2 separate regions of the Mus musculus genome follow, and region 1 is linked to region 2. Evidence: chromatin contacts called from ENCODE Hi-C or POLR2A ChIA-PET data. All regions are on one chromosome and are shown on one strand. The core of a region is the stretch at or near the end of the contact, and the rest is flanking DNA. Distances in the headings are between cores, read along the strand shown. Region 1 has its middle 31 kb from the start of Gm35551. Region 2 holds the start of 8430430B14Rik (RIKEN cDNA 8430430B14 gene).

What was found. A loop is a pair of places that touch in the nucleus more often than their neighbours do. ChIA-PET counts read pairs that join two places held with the same protein, here RNA polymerase II (POLR2A).
Region 1: a map of v-Abl transformed pro-B cells shows a loop between it and region 2 (2.8-fold over the local background). The contact joins the enhancer-like site here to the promoter of 8430430B14Rik in region 2. A Hi-C loop is called at or near these places in 1 of 37 maps with a recorded cell type or tissue (v-Abl transformed pro-B cells). POLR2A ChIA-PET finds 5 or more read pairs at or near these places in 1 of 5 experiments (embryonic stem cell).

The regions. Positions count from the first base shown.
Region 1 is chr17:84,112,775-84,115,474 of GRCm38, reverse strand. No RefSeq gene overlaps it. Among named protein-coding and RNA genes, the nearest start is that of Gm35551, 31 kb to the right of the region's middle. Within about 2 kb of position 1,356, at least 2 of the 3 ENCODE cell types and tissues checked have a DNase peak (open chromatin) inside an H3K27ac peak, as active enhancers do.
Region 2 is chr17:83,997,188-83,999,887 of GRCm38, reverse strand. 8430430B14Rik (RIKEN cDNA 8430430B14 gene) reads right to left here and starts at 1,336. Exons shown (of 2, transcript NR_130994.1): 1 at 1,183-1,336.

The sequences.
Region 1 (2,700 bases), core at 107-2,606, 120 kb before region 2:
ACCACTAAGGTCATATCGTCTTCACCATCAGCTGAAGAGCAGAGCCCCAGAGCCGCCGGGTGCACTGGAGCCGGCCCTAGGAGCCAGCAGCTCTGCCCAGCACGCAGTCCGCCTCTGCCTCCTGTCTCTCCTGCAGCATCCCTGACTTCAGTGCTCTGTTGTCACACACAGCCAGTGCTAGGCAAGCATTGTGGTGATAATAGAGAGGTTGAGAAGGCATGGGAAGAGGTCAGTAGGAGAGTTTCAGAGAGGAGACTACTCCTTAGTTGGGTTAGGGCCAGCTGACTAGGCCCCCAAGCTCTTAAGTACCCTTCTGCCCTGAGCTGAATTCTCGTCAACCAAGAGGCACACCTCACCTCTTCAGACTTGGTCACCACTACTAAACTCCCGCCTGTGGTCTGCCTAAGACCTCCAAGTTCTAGAACATAGCCTAGCCAGCTCTCCTGTGCCCCTTCCTTGGCTGCAGACCTGGTTCTAATCCTACTCAACCCTGATTGTCTTTGTTGGTAAGAGCACACCCTGGGGCTGCCTGTCTTTTGAATTCTTTCCCCTCTCTTAAGAAACAAAAAAACCAAACATTAATTTTATTTTACAGGACTATAGGTGTATAATACCATGCCTAGTACCTCTTAAAAATGCATTTTATTCTACTGTTATCTTGGGAAGACTTCTCACTAAATTGCCCAAGCACTCCTGGAGCTCAGAATTTCCCCTGCCTTAGCCTCTTGAATAAAGAAAAACTTATAAAGAAAAACTGGTGCGTGTTTCCAGTTTTTCCTGAGAGCTGCCGGTGGAACCCACAGTTCTGGTGTCCCTTCCTCAGGTGTGTGGTGCCCTGTTTTCCTGGCAGCTCCTGCCTTCCTCTCCAGTCGGACCTGGGTACTGATGGGCACCAGCAAGCCGGGTGCCAGTGGAAATGGCACTTAAGTCTGAACATGTACCTCTTTCCCCTGGCCAGCCCTTCCTCTCATGAACGTGGGGTTGACCACGCTAGCCTCTGCACCATGCAGTGTCAGCCTGGGGACAGGGTAGACTTGCCAACAAGGCCCAAAGGTTGCCCCAACCACATGGGGCTGACACACTGGCATGAAAGTCAACCTGCGTCTGCTGCAGGCTGTTGAGTCCCCGGTAGTTCTTTTGCATTCTCTGACCTTGGTCTCATCGTCTGCCAAGTGGTCAGCATAGTCCCTTCTCCTTCCTCAGAGGAGGGGGAAGGGTGGGTGGGTGAGCCTGGGAAGGTGCACACCCTGCTGAGCGCGGGCAGGCAAGCTCCCTGGGGTGGAACTAGGCTCAGAGTCTGTAGGCCTCACCATGTGGCGGCCTCCTCCCTCCCCAAGCCTGGGCCGTGTGACTGAGTTCACAGCGCCCCCTGCTGGCAGGCTCTCTCAGAAGCTCCCTGTGGGCAGCCCGAACCCCACATTCCTTCACAGATGGGGTCTTGCCCTCTGTACACCCATTTTAAATCAAAAGTGCCCCCCAGAAAGTCTAGGCAGCATGAAGTCCAGGCTGGGGGTGGAGTTGGGGAGCCAGCCGGGATTCCCAGGATAAAGTTTAGTAGGCTCCTGAGTCTTTGAAGTCTGCCAGTCCAAGCCCACATGGACTGGTGGGGGATATCACATAAGGGCAGGTTTGAGGAATGAGGAGCCCTACCTATGTACCCTGAGCCTGACCCTCATCAGATCTGCAGAAGGCAGAAGCAGAAGAAGGTAGGGCGGTCTTCAGCCCTGCCTGCATATCTCTGTCAGACCCTTGCTCCACATTGGTGGCTTTACCCACTGGGAAAGTCAGCAAACTCAGCCTCAGCCCCACCTTGAGCTCTTTTACTGCTGGTGAGACTTCCCTACACTGTGGTCTTCCCAAGCTGCTTGTATCTAGCCAAACACAAAATTCCCCCTCCTCCAGGAAGCCTTCCTAGATGGCCCCAGGCTTCAGGGATTTTCTCTGGCTCCAAGCTTTTTGCAGGACTTCTCACATATATTTCATTGTCTTGTGCAAGTGTTATTTGATCCCATCTTTAGAAGCTCGGACCACTAGGTGGAAGACTTTGTGCTGCCTCTTTTCCTGGAGCTCTGGGAAGGTCTAGGGGGACAGAACATGCCTGTTAACTTTGTTTTAGACAGGGTCTCACATAGCCCAGGCTGGCCTCACATTCACTATGTAGCCCAGGCTAGTCTTGAACTTACTGGTCTCTAGTCTCAGCCTCACAAGTGCTGCAACTAAAGTGATTTTAAGATCAGCTGTAACCATGTGGGTGTGGTCTTGCCCCTGGGGCACATTGGCAATGTCCATTGATAATGTCTGGGTGTGTGGGTGGGGCCTGGATGCTAATGGTATCTTAGAATAAGTGTCAGAGATACAGTCATTGTCCTACAAGGCACAAAGAATAGTGCCCAGGTTATGAACACTGATTGAAATAAATTCAGATCTGGTATTTTTATTATAGTGACCAGGGTCAGTGGGTCCCACCGGAGACATCAGCACTCCCTGGGAGGATTGACAGAGCAAGGTTTGAATCAACTGTAACTGTTCCTTCTCTGTCCTCCATAGTTTTGGGTGCCCTGAAACACTTTTCTGGTCTGAATGTGGCTTGTGCAAGTGGAGGTGGGCCTGAGCCAAGGAGGAGGGTCCAGACCTGAATTAGAGTCCTTAGGGTAGTGTGGCCAGCCCTTGGGAGCAGAGAGTGCCTATAAATGGGGATGG
Region 2 (2,700 bases), core at 87-2,586:
TTTGTGAACGTGGCGTAGAACAGCCCCCTAGCGCATAAGCTATTAGGCTAGTCAACGGAGATCATGTTCAGGAGTGTGTGCTCCTATAGAAGGTGTCCCTCTCTACCTCTGCTCTTGGTATGTGTATCTCTTTATGCCTTCCTCCTTGCTCCTGGCCAAGCTTCACCATCATCCTCGTCCCTCTGGCACATAGTGAGTTAACTCCTTGGTCTCCATTAGGGGCGAGAGGAGGGGTCTACACCTATGTGGGTCTCCAGAGAGCTCCACATCACCTCGAGGGCAACATTCATCCATACATTGCATTTGCCTCTTTGACTCCTCCAGAGGACGAGGCGCCCAGTGGGGGAATTTTCAGTCCCTTCTGAAAGGGACCTCTCCTGAAAGCCGGGCTGGGCAAGCACAGGTAGTAGTAGAATATCCTTGAGCCCCACCCAGGGCCTGCGCCCTCCCCTCTCCTTCTCTTTGTCCCTTCCCTACTCCAGCCTCGCCTTGCCTGAAGCTGTGGGACACCCAAGGCCCCAGTCCTGAGAGCTTCCAGAGGGGCTGTAACCCTGGGTGCTGGTCAATGATTAATACTGAGCAAACTCAGGACCAGGCGAGGGCTCCCAGCAGGGCTGGGATCAGACAAAGGCCCCCCTGTCTGGCTGAGACACCATCTTGGTGAACAGTTACTGATTACCCTGTCAACTCCAGCAGAGAGGTGGGGTGGGTGGCTGCTATCTCGCCAGGGTGGAGGGTGCTCTGGAGGTGGGGGAACGTGGGTGGGAGATGGGTTAAGCTCTTGAGCTCCGGCTTCACTTTTATGAGCTGCACGGGGTGAGGCTGGTAGCATGAGGGTCTGCGGTGCTCAGGGTGTTTCCGTACCTGTCTGTCACAGGGTTGAGGAGAGACAGGTGCCTGCCTCCAATAACAGCTCTCGGCCACTCCCTTCTAACGTTCCAACACTTCCTCCCTTCCTTACAAAACCGGTTGTCTTCTTTGTGCTGGGCCATAGAATCCCCCTGGCTGCCCCACCACCACTTAGCCCCACAAACTTCTATGTTTTCCGCCTCACCTCGAAATGTTCTTAAAAATTCTTCCTCCCTCCCTTCCTCCTCTTCTTCCTCCTTCAGGAACCTCTGTCAGTTTCCTACCTTGTCATCCTGGTCTCCTCCTGCCTGGGTCCCGTCTGCTACATCTTACCTTAATGGTGCTCATCTCTTTCCAGGGTCTTCCTGCACTGGGCACCCTCTGCTTCCATGTCTTGCTGCCCAGCCTTCAGCGCACCACAGGTGCATGGCCTAGGCCAGCTCTGCCTGGCAAGTCGGGGGACTTCAGTTCCAAGGACAGAACAAGTAGGGAGTGAACAGAGTGCCAGGAGAGCTGGAGGGGCCCGTGGGACTCCTCCACACCCCTCGCTTTTCCTCTAGGACTAAAGACTGGAGATTAGGAGACAATGGGCATACCAGTGGGCACAGTTCACCCTGCACAGAGATGCTGGTGTCTATGATGTCCTTCATTGACAGAGCCACCTCGCCGTAGGCAAACACCCCAGCTAGGCATAAGGAGTACCTTCTGAGGGCCTGAGGGGGAATGCCATTGGGAGGTGAGGGGAGCTCAGAAGACCCCGTGGGGGCATTCCACTGCCAACTGCATCCCCCACTATCCTGGTCCTGGAGTTGCCTTAGCTTGTGAAGTTCATTAAGTCCAGACTTGCCCTGAGGACCTTAGCGATGAAGAACAAGGGCACCGAGACCCAAGTGAAAGGCAGGGAGAGCGAGGGCGAGACTAGTAAGTGGGCTACAGTGGGTGGATAAGGTGAGCGCCCAGGGGCCAGCTCCCCGGAGGCCAGCTCCTCTCTCCCTTGCCCAACAGGTTTTCTGGGCAGAAAACTCAGCTCCTAAATCTAATCTCAACAGGAGGGCGCCACCTGCTGTTGGGGAGGCTAATGTGCCCCTTGCAGATTGGACTGGAGAACTTGGCGTGGAGGCTCCTCAGGGAACAGATGCTCAGTTTGGGACTGTAGTGCATGGACTGAGCCTAGAAGACTCTCAGCAGGCTTAACTGCAAACCATGAGGCGCCTCCCTCCTCTTTGCCTTCTACGGCTCCACTCATTCCGGCCACCCTAAGGGAGTCTCTTGTCTTCAACTGGACCTCCAGTGTCCACAGCCCAGTGTCCTCAACCTCCTTCAAGGCTTCTTGTAAGAGCTAATATTGGGACGGGGGCTTCAGGGCCAGAATTCTTTCCCAGAAGCAAGCAGGGCTCAGCCTGCCGCTGGAGCCGGGCCGCTCTGAGATGGGCAGGGTGGGCTCCGCTACATCTTCCGCTGAGGAGTTGGGCTGACACCTTTGTGCCTCCTCCTAAAGGCCTCTTGGCATGTTTCTGCTCTAGGCAATAGCTGGGGACCCAGGTTCCCCTCCAGGACCACCTTCCCTGATACCCTACTATCTCACAAGACTGATTCCTTCATGCCTCACTAAATTCCTGCGCGACCTTACTGATTTCTAACGCCCCTTGCCTGGCTCACACATCTCTTCTGACCTGTCCAACTTCATTTGCAACACTCTTTCATGGTGTGGAACTCTACTTGGTGGGGCTTACTCCACACTCTCCAGTGGGGTTAGCTCCCATATGCATGGATTGCCACCCCCCCCCCCCCTTAGGCTTCGTAGATTGCCGTACTGGGAGCTTCCCGCATTAAATGGAGCTTCCTGAAAAG